2 separate regions of the Mus musculus genome follow, and region 2 is linked to region 1. A link is a loop called in an ENCODE intact Hi-C map of the cell type or tissue named here. Cell type or tissue: heart. All regions are shown on one strand.

Region 1 (5,000 bases):
GATGGGGAAGGGGGAGGGGGACAGGGGAGAGAGAGAGAGAGAGAGAGAGAGAGAGAGAGAGAGAGAGAGAGAGAGCCATCTGGGAGGGATTCCTCATGCCCACTGAAAACAGTCACCATCCAAGCTGGCACCCAGTTTCTGTCTCCCTCCTACTAGGAGAAGAAATAGAGAGAGCTTGTGTCCAGGCACAGAAGGTGGCTCTAAGGTGACAACTGCTGGCTAGAAAGGTGGGCGGGTCTTGTCAATGTTCCGATGATTCTAACTATTAGACACAGCAAATCAGGGGGCTCTGTGGGGACCCCGTGCCTCCTGTAATGCCCAGCTGGGCTCCTAGGAAATGCTGTTGGGCCATGGGATGGATGGGTCATATCCCCTCACCCTTTACAAGAACCAGCCTTCTCCCTCCCCTCCCCCGTCCTTTAGAGACAAGGACTGAGTTATTCTTAGTACGTTTCATTCATCAGAGTATGACAAATGGTGTCCTGGGAGGGATGTGTGTGCACCACAGGGAGCCAGAGGGTGGAGTGCAAAGGTCCCATCCACAGGGAGAAGCCATTAGGTCTAGTGAGCTCCATCTGGAGGGAGATACAATCTGTCCTCAGGAATATCCACTCCGAGGGGACATGTGTCCCCAGGGAGTACAGGTCTGAAGGGACATAACCTGTCCTCAGGGAATACAGGTCTGAAGGAAACATGGCCTGTCCTCAGGAAACCTGAGTTTATGTAAGATACTCTCTGGTCCTCAGCAAGCCTCTGTCTGAGGAGACACGACCTGTCTTCAGGGAGTCCCAGTCTAAATGGGGGAGACTGAGTGCCTCTTCTTTGGGAGCCTCTGTGTGGGTGGGGAGACACAAGCCTCTCTTCCTGGGCTTCCCTGAAAGTCCACCCTGAGGGAGACAGAGAAGGTTCTGCCCTCAGGAACTGGCCTCATGGTAAGCAGGCAGCTGCCAGCCCTGCGGAGAATGGCAGCCCAAGACAGCATGGACTCAGGATAGGAAACACAGCTAAAGTGACACCCAGCCATCACTGTCACCAGAAATGGGGTGGCCTAGAGATGACAGAGGAGATGGGATCCCGGGGATAGGAGCACCAGGGTGTCCGAGGCTCTGTGGCTCACACCGCACACCCTGCTCCTCGCTGGCCCCCTTGAGTCCACAGGCTAACGCTGGTCAGCAGAGGGACTCTAGGCCTGAGAGGTGGGCATGACACTTTTTACAGGAGGGTAATTAACAAGAGCCAATGGTGCTTGCCTCACAGCCACCAGTAAGAGCTAAAGCTGACCAGGAGGGCTTTCCCCAGTCTTCTGTGTCCCAGGAGAAAAACAAGGACAATGTCGTTTCTCACATGGCCTTCTCTGAACTTTCCCCTAGGCTTTCTTGTTCCTGTCAACGAAATCGGGCCTTGTTCACTATTCTTTACTAGCAGAGAAAGTGAATCCGGGTGAGTCTTGGGCTTCCCAAGTCTCCCACCTCCAGGCCAGGGTTAGCACAGTCAGAGGACAGTCCTATAGGGTATGGAACAGCCCCTGAAGTGGCGGCAGGTGGAGCCTTTGCTGCTGCTGCGGACTTGAAAGGGGTCATGAGGGCAGGGTGCAGGTTCTAGGACCTGGAATGAGGGGAATGGGGCTAATGACAATGACAGCTCCCCTTGGTCCAGTGCTGCTGAGGCCACGGATGGCAGCGGCGGTGGGTAATTAGAACGCATCAGCCGTGGCCCAGCGTCCTGTAATTTCTCCCTTTTCATGCGCTCTGGTGTGATGTACGAGGTGAGGCGATGGCTGCTCCGCCGTGAGTCACCTTCGGAATCGACGCAGGGACGCAGGGGGCGGCAGAGGCCACGGAGAAGGGACTCCCGCGGCAGAAGGCCAAGGGTCACCTGCCGGCAGGGCTCTCGGCCTGGCCTTCCCTTGGGGAGCCTTGCAGCGGGGAGCAGTCCCACCTGCAGGGGGCGCCCTGAGACGGTTATCCTCCCCCCCCCCCAAGTTCCGGGGCGTCTTGCCACCCGAAGGCAGGTGCACTGAAGAAGAGTCGGGCAAGTGCATTGCAGTTCCTCCTAGGCTGGGATGCGACAGGTGTCAAGTCACAGTGCAGAAGGAAGGGGCTGCGAGTTCTGGCCCAGCTCTGAATCAATTCGGGAGAGCAAGGGGAGGAGCCAGCGGGGGGCTACCTCAGGGAGGGGAGTTTATTTATTAGCCAGATTAGCCCGCATTAATGGGGGCGCGGTGGTGGCCGGCGGCAGCGGGGACATAGCTGGCATAGCTGGCATAGCGGCTGGGCCTCCCGCGGTGCGCGCTCTGGAGGCTTCAAAGGGGCTTAAAGAGGCCCCCGGTGGCACTGCCATGGCCCCTCCGGGGAGGGCGTGGGCGGCGGGGGAGAAGGCCAGCATTGTGCGGGAGGATTAGGGATCTGGCCTGGAAGGAATTTTAAACTGCTACAGCTGAGCCCCAGGAACCACGCTTCCCCCAACACACACACACACACACACACACACACACACACACACACACACACACAAGCACACACAAACTTGCACGCACACACACACATATACAGTAGTCATGAGGAGCTGTGTTTGTCTGTCTCTCTCAAGCTGGACACTTGCTTGTTATTTGGCAAATAACACAGGCTATCCAGTTACATAGAATGAAGCTAAGTATAAGTATATCTCAAATGCTGTATGGGATATACTTATGCTAGGATATTTGTTGCCTTCTCTTCAGCTTAACTGGATATCTTCCACCCCCTCTAGCAGGCAATCCAGATACTTTCCCTGTGCCCAAAAAACATGTTTTTGGAATCCAGGATATTCGTAGTTCCCTGAGGGCAGGAGTCTCTGCCCCTTAGACTGAGAAGCAAGCTTTGGTCCATCAGAGCAGAGCTGAGAGTGGTGTATCTTTCCCACCAGACTGGGAACTTCCTGAGGTCAGGGGTTGATTTTTACCAGGCGTTTTAGAGAGTTTCAGGGTTAGCATCTGTTTCTAACCATGCCTGATTGTCCCTGGAGCAGGCTCTGTGGATTGCTGGAGGCCTCGTCTCTCCCAGAGCAGCGCTGGTGATCCCTGCCTGTACTAGTGAGTGTTCCTGACCACAGGAGGAGCCAGGGGCCTGGAGGATTGCCTTCCAGATGGGTCCTCCTTCTAGGAATCCAGCGTGGAGGTGCTCTGGAATGCTGAGCCTGGGAGTTTGGAGAAGAGCGTCCACATCCTCTAAGCCTTCTAATCTGTCCCTGGTCCTGGCCAGGGCTCTTGAAGGCCGCGTCTACCTGTTCCCAATTAGGTTGTGGAGAGAGTGAGGTTTGGGGGAGCTCTGAGATCTGGGTACCCAAGCTTCATGCCAGTCAAGTGTGCCTTGGTGCAGTGGTCCTGCTGGTCTCCTGGCTGCCCATGAGCATCTCAACAGATTGCCAGCCTTCTGTCAGCCTCAGCCATTCCCAAGGCCTTTGCTCCTGTCTGTGGTCTCCTTGCCTCTAGTATGCTCTGCACCCAGGGCAGCTGAAATCTTCATCAACCCGGACCACTCAAGGAGCCAAACAGGAATCCAAGGCTGCAGGGATGAGGTGGGGGTGGGGTGAGCAAGTCAGGGGAGCAGAGATAGGAACTGTGGTGTATCCCTTGCTCCTGCACCCCTCCTAAGGCCCCTCATGCCTCAGGGCATCTGAACTCTTCCTGGAAGCCGAGGGAAGGCCCTGGAAAGCCCTTTCCCACGGTCACAGCCTCAGCAACCCCCCCACTCCCTTGTTAACTATAGCCACCCCAGGCTTGCCCTCTGCAGGGTGCACCCACCCTATTGCTGAAGGCCTCCTCCTTAGGCTGAGTGCTTGCCGCCACCCGCCCGCCCGCCCGCCCGCCCGTGGTATCATCACCCCACTCCTCAGGCCGCCCAGTCATCAGGTCAGCAATTAGCTACTTCCTCCCAGCCACATGAGGCCACCAAACGTCACAGCCCCTCCTCCAGCCTCTGCTGCCAGCAGCAGGAGTGCTGGGGGTGCCCCCCACCCTTTGTAGTCAGTGCCAAGTCCTGGCTGCACACCCCCTCCCACAACCTACTGAGTGCTGCGGTAATGAGCTCCCATCTAGGAAGCTGGAAGCCGCCTGGCTGCCTCCTCCTGTCACCCCATTCTGTGGCCTGGGTGGGGCAAAGCTGTCTCGAGGGTGCTGGCAGCGGAGCTTGGGCAGGGCTGGAGACTTGGGTGTCCCTGACCCCACTTGTAAGTGGTTCCTCCTGGGGCCCAACAATCTGAGAACTGATAATGGCAAGTCTAGGAGAAGAGACAGAAAAGGGGGACACCTTCAGATGCCTCGGCATGCTCCTCAGGAAGTCCCCGTAGGCTCCCACACCCAGACCTAGGCATGCCCACAAGTACAAGCTGTTCACAATCCATCCGTCCTGCTGCAGTGGGGGATCCATGTACTCAGGCAGCAAGCCCATCACATAGCAGTGCCAGAATCAGGACCTGTAGAGGAGTCAGGGTTGAGGGAGGGAGAGGCAGACCATTGATGCTCCTGTTTGGGTTGGGGTGGGGGCGGAAGATATGATTGTCAGAGAGAATTAAAAATAAATCCAACGAATGTGTGTGATCTTAGATTACTTGGGAACCTGGAGTGGTTGAGTTTGAATAATACAAGGAGATGGGAAAAAAAAAAAAAAACAGAACTTGGTTGGAGAGTTGGGGTCTTGGTTCAGGGCTGGCCCCACATTGATGTAATGATGGGGGACCCTTTGGTATCCCATTACTCGGGTTTGTGGAGGTGAGTTTGCCTTGGGAGGAGGTGAGGCTGCCTGCCCTAGTCTTTTCTTGATTCCTGGCATCCAACCCCGTTTAGATGAAGGGCACAGGTGAGGGATGTGGGGGCGTGGCCAGATGCTGCCCTGATTGGCTTGGGGGTGGGGCCCAGGAAGGGTTGTCTACCTGCCCCACCCCTGAGTGGCTCTCTAACAAGTAGCCAAGAGCTGGCTTCTTGTCCTGGGAGGGGATGAGTCACCTAGCACCTCCCTGACCAG
Region 2 (5,000 bases), 57 kb before region 1:
TGGTAGCAATGCCCAAATGCATAAGCGCTTCCTCCGACCTAGACTCCTGATGCTGGGGCTTCCCTGAGCGCACGAGAGCTGTGATTTCTTTTCTTTTCAACAAAGCTAAATTAGACATAGCTTCCCGGCAGGGTGGAAGTTTCCTGAAGACAGACCTCTCTTCTCTCCTTGCTTAGAAAGGAATGCCTCCTGGGCCAGGCTGCATTCCCTGAGGAAATTCTGTGTCTGCCCAGCATCCCAGGACCCTCTATGAGGACCAGCTGCGTCTCATCTCGCAGGCTATTTCCGCTATAATCTTGGAGACGGAGTTGGCCCCAGGACCCTTGCTTGTCTTCTTTGCCACTTCTGCAGTGCTTAGGGCAACTGCAGGGAAGGCGGCAGTCTGGGCACGGCTCATGACTCTGCCCCTCAGCCTCTCTTGTCCTGTGTGCCTCTCAGTCGGGACCCACGGCACGGTGGGGAATCCCCTTGGTTCCTTCCTTCTCTGACGTCCATGTCTGGCTCCCATGTCCTCCTGCCCACCCACGCACACTGTGGCTCTAATACGTAGGCAGAGTTTGGTCTCTGGGGAGGTGTGTCACAGATGTGGTGTCGTCTCCTCACAAGGCTGGAATGTAGAGGGGAAAGTGATCTCCCTCGGACAAGTGAAGTCATATAGCTCGCAGGGGCAGACGGGTCTGGGCTGGAGGTTTGCATCACCTTGCTTGCATCTGACTATGCACTGTCCCGTGGGTCAGACTCTCCAGCCCCCTCTCCTGTCTGGCCTCACTTCAGGTGCTTCAGTTTCCTGGGGAGAAGCCAGTGAGAACTCAAAGCCCCTGGAAGGCTACCTGTTAGAAGCATGAGCTGGGTGTGCCTCAGGGGCTGCCTAGAGAGGGGTGGGGTGGGGTACATCGGTGTCTTGAAGCTAAACTTGTATGCCAGGATGGAGCTATTTTGTGGGTTTGGACTTAGGGATGGGGGCAGACAGTGGGCTTCTGTGGGCCAGGCAAAGGGCAGTCTAATCAACCAACAGGAGGATGTGGTAAGTTCTACTACGGAAGGGAGGTGTTGGCACTCAGGAAGCATGCGTGTGTGCTCAAGAATATGGGCACATGTGCTTGTGCACCCACACATACATACACAGACACACACTCACACAAACACACATGCACAGACACACACAAACACACACACACAGACACGCACATATAGACATATACATTAACAGATACATAGGCACATAGGCATAGAGACACACATACATAGATACTCAGACACACACATGGACACACAGACACATACACACACATACACAGACACACACACAGATATACACACAGAAACACACAGACACACAAAGACACACACACACAGACACACATAGACAGATACACAGAGACACAGAGACAGACACACAGAGACACAGAGATACACACACACACACACACACACACACATACACACACACACATTTCCATCTATGTCACAGTACCCACTCCATAGGTGATGAGACCCTGGGTCAGAGAGGCCCTTTATTTTCCAGAGCACCTTGTATCTAGTTTTCAGCCTGTTCTGTCAGATCTCCAAGCTACCACACCCATGAGGTAGGAGCTCTTACCAGCTGTGTGGTTGAGATTTTCAATATCTCTGTGCTTCGGTTTCTCCAGATAATAAAGGGCAATACCTATGAGGCCTTGTTATGAGGACTGATGGGGATTTGTGAACTGGTGGCCTAGAGTGCTCACAGGAAAATGTGGGCCTCCATGTCTTCTTGCCCATCCTACCTTCTCCATCTAAAGGGAAAAGAATGATCAAGAGTTGGGACCTGGCCAAACGGGCTAAGGTTTCCTGGGGAGGACAGGAATGTATTTCCCACTGGTCCAACTCCTCCTGGGCCCCTGGTTACCTCCCCACAGCCTGGATATGGGCTCCTGACACGTACTGGGTGATAAGGGCCACTCAGCAGGCAGGACGTGGGCTACGTGAGGGACCAGTGGAGGCGGCTGTCTGCCGAGCCCAAGGGGCCAAGGCCAGGAGGCTGGGCCATGGGGTCCATTGTCTGCTCACCACCCCCTCTGGCGATCACAGGCTCAGGAGCAGGCAGCACCAGGCCCTTGGCAGAAGCCCGGTCTTGTTCCCCCCACGCAGGCACGTCCTGGCCCGCACGTCACTGGGCCTCCAGCCATGTTGGTGCTGGCCGTTGCTCTGCCACTGGCCTCTAGGGGGCGCTGCTTGGGCACCTAGGAAATTCCTTGCATGGTGAGTTAGCCACTGGGACTACATCTTGAGGATACTGGGGGGTAGCTGATTGACATAGTGCAAACCGGAAGAGGGCAGAGCAAGGATGCCTTTACTAGGATGCCAGGGCAAGGACTGACCCTGGGATGGCGCTTTGGATGCTGGTTCGCTGAAATGTCAGATTCCAGGTGTATAGGTAGACAGAGGCAAGGGGGTAAGAGCTGGCCCTCTCAGGTCTCAGTCTCCCTGGGTATGAATACAGGAACTGGAGAGAGTCCTCTCTAGGTGAATGTTCATCCTGTCTGGGCTCTGTCCCACCTGAAAGTAGTGGGCAAGATTGGACATGTTACAAAGCTGTGCCTTCCTCTCTCCTTCTCCATCAATGTTAGGTCATCTTTAGGGTCTCTGTGGTCCCATGCCCTTGGAAGTCCTTGAGGGATGCTTGGCAGCTAGCTTACTTTCTTCAGAGCCCCCAAACCCAGGCCTCCTAGGGCCAGGGCTGTGCCTCTGATCAACAGGTTAAAAATAACCCCCATGGGCTTTTCTCCCTCCACAGGAATGGTGTTTGTGTTGGCATCCATGGGCCCTGTAGCCCTGCCAACTCTCACAGCATGTGACACTGTCAGGAGACTGGAGGTGTGAGGCAGAAGTCAGCTGGAGAGGCTCCTGCGGCCGGCCGGCCGCCTGCTTCCAGGTGAGGGGACAGAGAAGAAAGAGGTCAGAGATGCTGGCAGAGCCACCTGTCATCCCAAAGCTGCCCACGAGGCTGGGAGCACATGCTGGGCAAAAACAAAGTTCCTTTCACAATGAGGAGGGCATAAACTGGGTCGTACCTAGGTGTGGGCCAGGCTCCCCTGGGTCAGCCAGGACACTCCCAGCCCTCATCCCAGAACTGCACTCAGAGATTCACAGGACTGCAGAACAGGGAATTCTACACTTGAAGTCAGAGCATCTTTTTCAAACCTCTGCCCAGGCAGGAAAAAAATGTCAAGCTCCATTAGAGAATATTTGTAGTTTGACCTGGATGCCAGGCTCAAAGCTGGCATACACAATTAGTCTTCCTACATCTGTCCACTGAGCCCGGTCTCTCTCTCTCTCTCTCTCTCTCTCCCTCTCTCTCTCTCTCTCTCTCTCTCTCTCTCTCTCTCTCTCTCTCTCTCTCGTCTTTCTCTCTGTCTCTGTCTCTTTCTTTCTCTTTAACAGAAGAAAGGTAAAAAGAAGTTAGGTGATTTGTCGTAAGTGGCTCTTAAACTCCACATCAAGACACCCCTGCCCTCCCACCCTCCACCCCCCATCCCCCATGTGTTTGACCTCACAGCCAGAAGCCGGCTGGTCGCAGGTCTATAGCAAAGTGGCCTCAGGCTTGGACCATTGAGGCTGCTCCTTCACCCCTGGACTTTGACCCACATCTTGTTACATCTACATCTTTCTTCACAGCAAGTACCCTTTCCTGGGAAGTCGGAATTCTCCCCCAGGAACCAGAGATCTCCTGATTATATTGACGTTAATGAAAGACTACTTCTCTTTTCCACCAGAGATGTGACGTCCCCATTGCCCCGCCCTCATCCTTACTCACTGTCATGGCGGTCACACTCAGACTTTAACATGAGGAATGTATGGAGGAGTGATTCTATCTGTTTCAATGACGTGCCCAACGTGGCTTCAATGTTGCCCGAGCCTTCTCTTCCTCAGGCAACAGGAGCTCAGCCCCTTTTCTTCCTGGGCTTGTGTTTGTCCTCCGTGGTGCCTGTGCTATCCTGCCTGGCCTCTGCAAGCTCCTTTGGGCAAATGGGGACATGGTTGGGGGATATAAGAGCTGACAGCACCCCTCCACAAGGGTTGCTAAGCAATGGGTTTGCAGTTTGTTGCCATCCCAGCAGGTCCCCCCACTCCCCTACCCTACATCCCAAGGATGCTGATATGGGTTTAAGATGTCTTTTGGGTCTCCAGGGGCTAGGGCTGGTGTTCCAGATAGGGAGTCCTATTTCCTCTTCTACACGCACATCCCAGGCCTCTCTGCTCCTCACCCTCCACTGGTGTAATAATGTGGCATGCACAGAAGAGGCGTTCCTTGCCAGAGTCTCCACATCAGCCAGGTGAGGAAGGGTCTGCTCTTTCCAGGTAAGGGTCCCAGACCTAGAGGGGAGCTCTACCTGGGGGTCCACCGGAGGAAAGGCTGTATCATTTAATGTTTGGTTTACATAAGATGCATGTTCTCACTCATGTGCTTGAACCCTGGAGGTAAGCACTCCTGGGGTAATGCAATGGTTAAGCGCTGGGAGGATCCCAGTCTTGTCTCTTATTGATCTACTAGCTTTCCACTTCCAAGGTCATCACAGTTCCCAGATGGCTTCTGGCACTCTAGCCAGCATGAAGGACAAAGACATCCTGAAATAGGAGCTCTCCCTTCTCTTTATAGGAACTTCCTGGAAGTTGTATTTACTTCTTTGTAGGAGAAACAGCAGGCCTCACTGACAAGGTGGTGGCTGCTTCTGCATAAAGTCAGGTGCTGCGCAGCCTCCCAGGTAACTTCAGCATGAGGGCCAAACTGAAGTCTGCCTGAGAGCCTAGAGAGTGGTGACACAGACAATGACAGCCAATGGGGAACTGCCACTTGGAGGACTCACTTGCTTGGTACCAATGGGATGATGGTGGAGGGTCTAAAGGGCGCTCCCTGGGAATTAATAAAGGTGCTTGATACTGCGATCTCACCTGCTCCCCACTCCCAGAGTCTGATCCAAGCTGCCTCATCCCCAACCCCCAAGGGCAAGTATGGTTGG

Evidence for each region. Hi-C counts contacts between places; a loop is a spot of excess contacts. Peaks named below come from ENCODE experiments on the same cell type or tissue, not always from the same donor. Only the 100,000 strongest peaks of a DNase experiment are listed, where the experiment ranks them.
Region 2: a loop joins it to region 1, with 2.5 times the contacts of the local background. A loop is called at or near these places in 10 of 42 quality-filtered maps.

Annotation. Positions count from the first base shown.
Region 1 is chr17:45,803,655-45,808,654 of GRCm38, forward strand. All of the region lies in intron 1 of Gm46607 (a long non-coding RNA gene), which reads left to right. Among named protein-coding and RNA genes, the nearest start is that of Gm46607, 17 kb to the left of the region's middle. In heart, a CTCF peak has its summit at 1,922 (motif pointing right); no DNase peak of the experiment used is centred here; H3K4me3 peaks cover 908 bases; H3K27ac peaks cover 1,804 bases; H3K27me3 peaks cover 4,854 bases.
Region 2 is chr17:45,746,443-45,751,442 of GRCm38, forward strand. F630040K05Rik (RIKEN cDNA F630040K05 gene) reads left to right here. Exons shown (of 5, transcript NR_152153.1): 2 at 2,777-2,914. Among named protein-coding and RNA genes, the nearest start is that of F630040K05Rik, 14 kb to the left of the region's middle. In heart, a CTCF peak has its summit at 2,193 (motif pointing right); DNase peaks (open chromatin) are centred at 2,159 and 2,819; H3K27ac peaks cover 2,334 bases; H3K27me3 peaks cover 702 bases.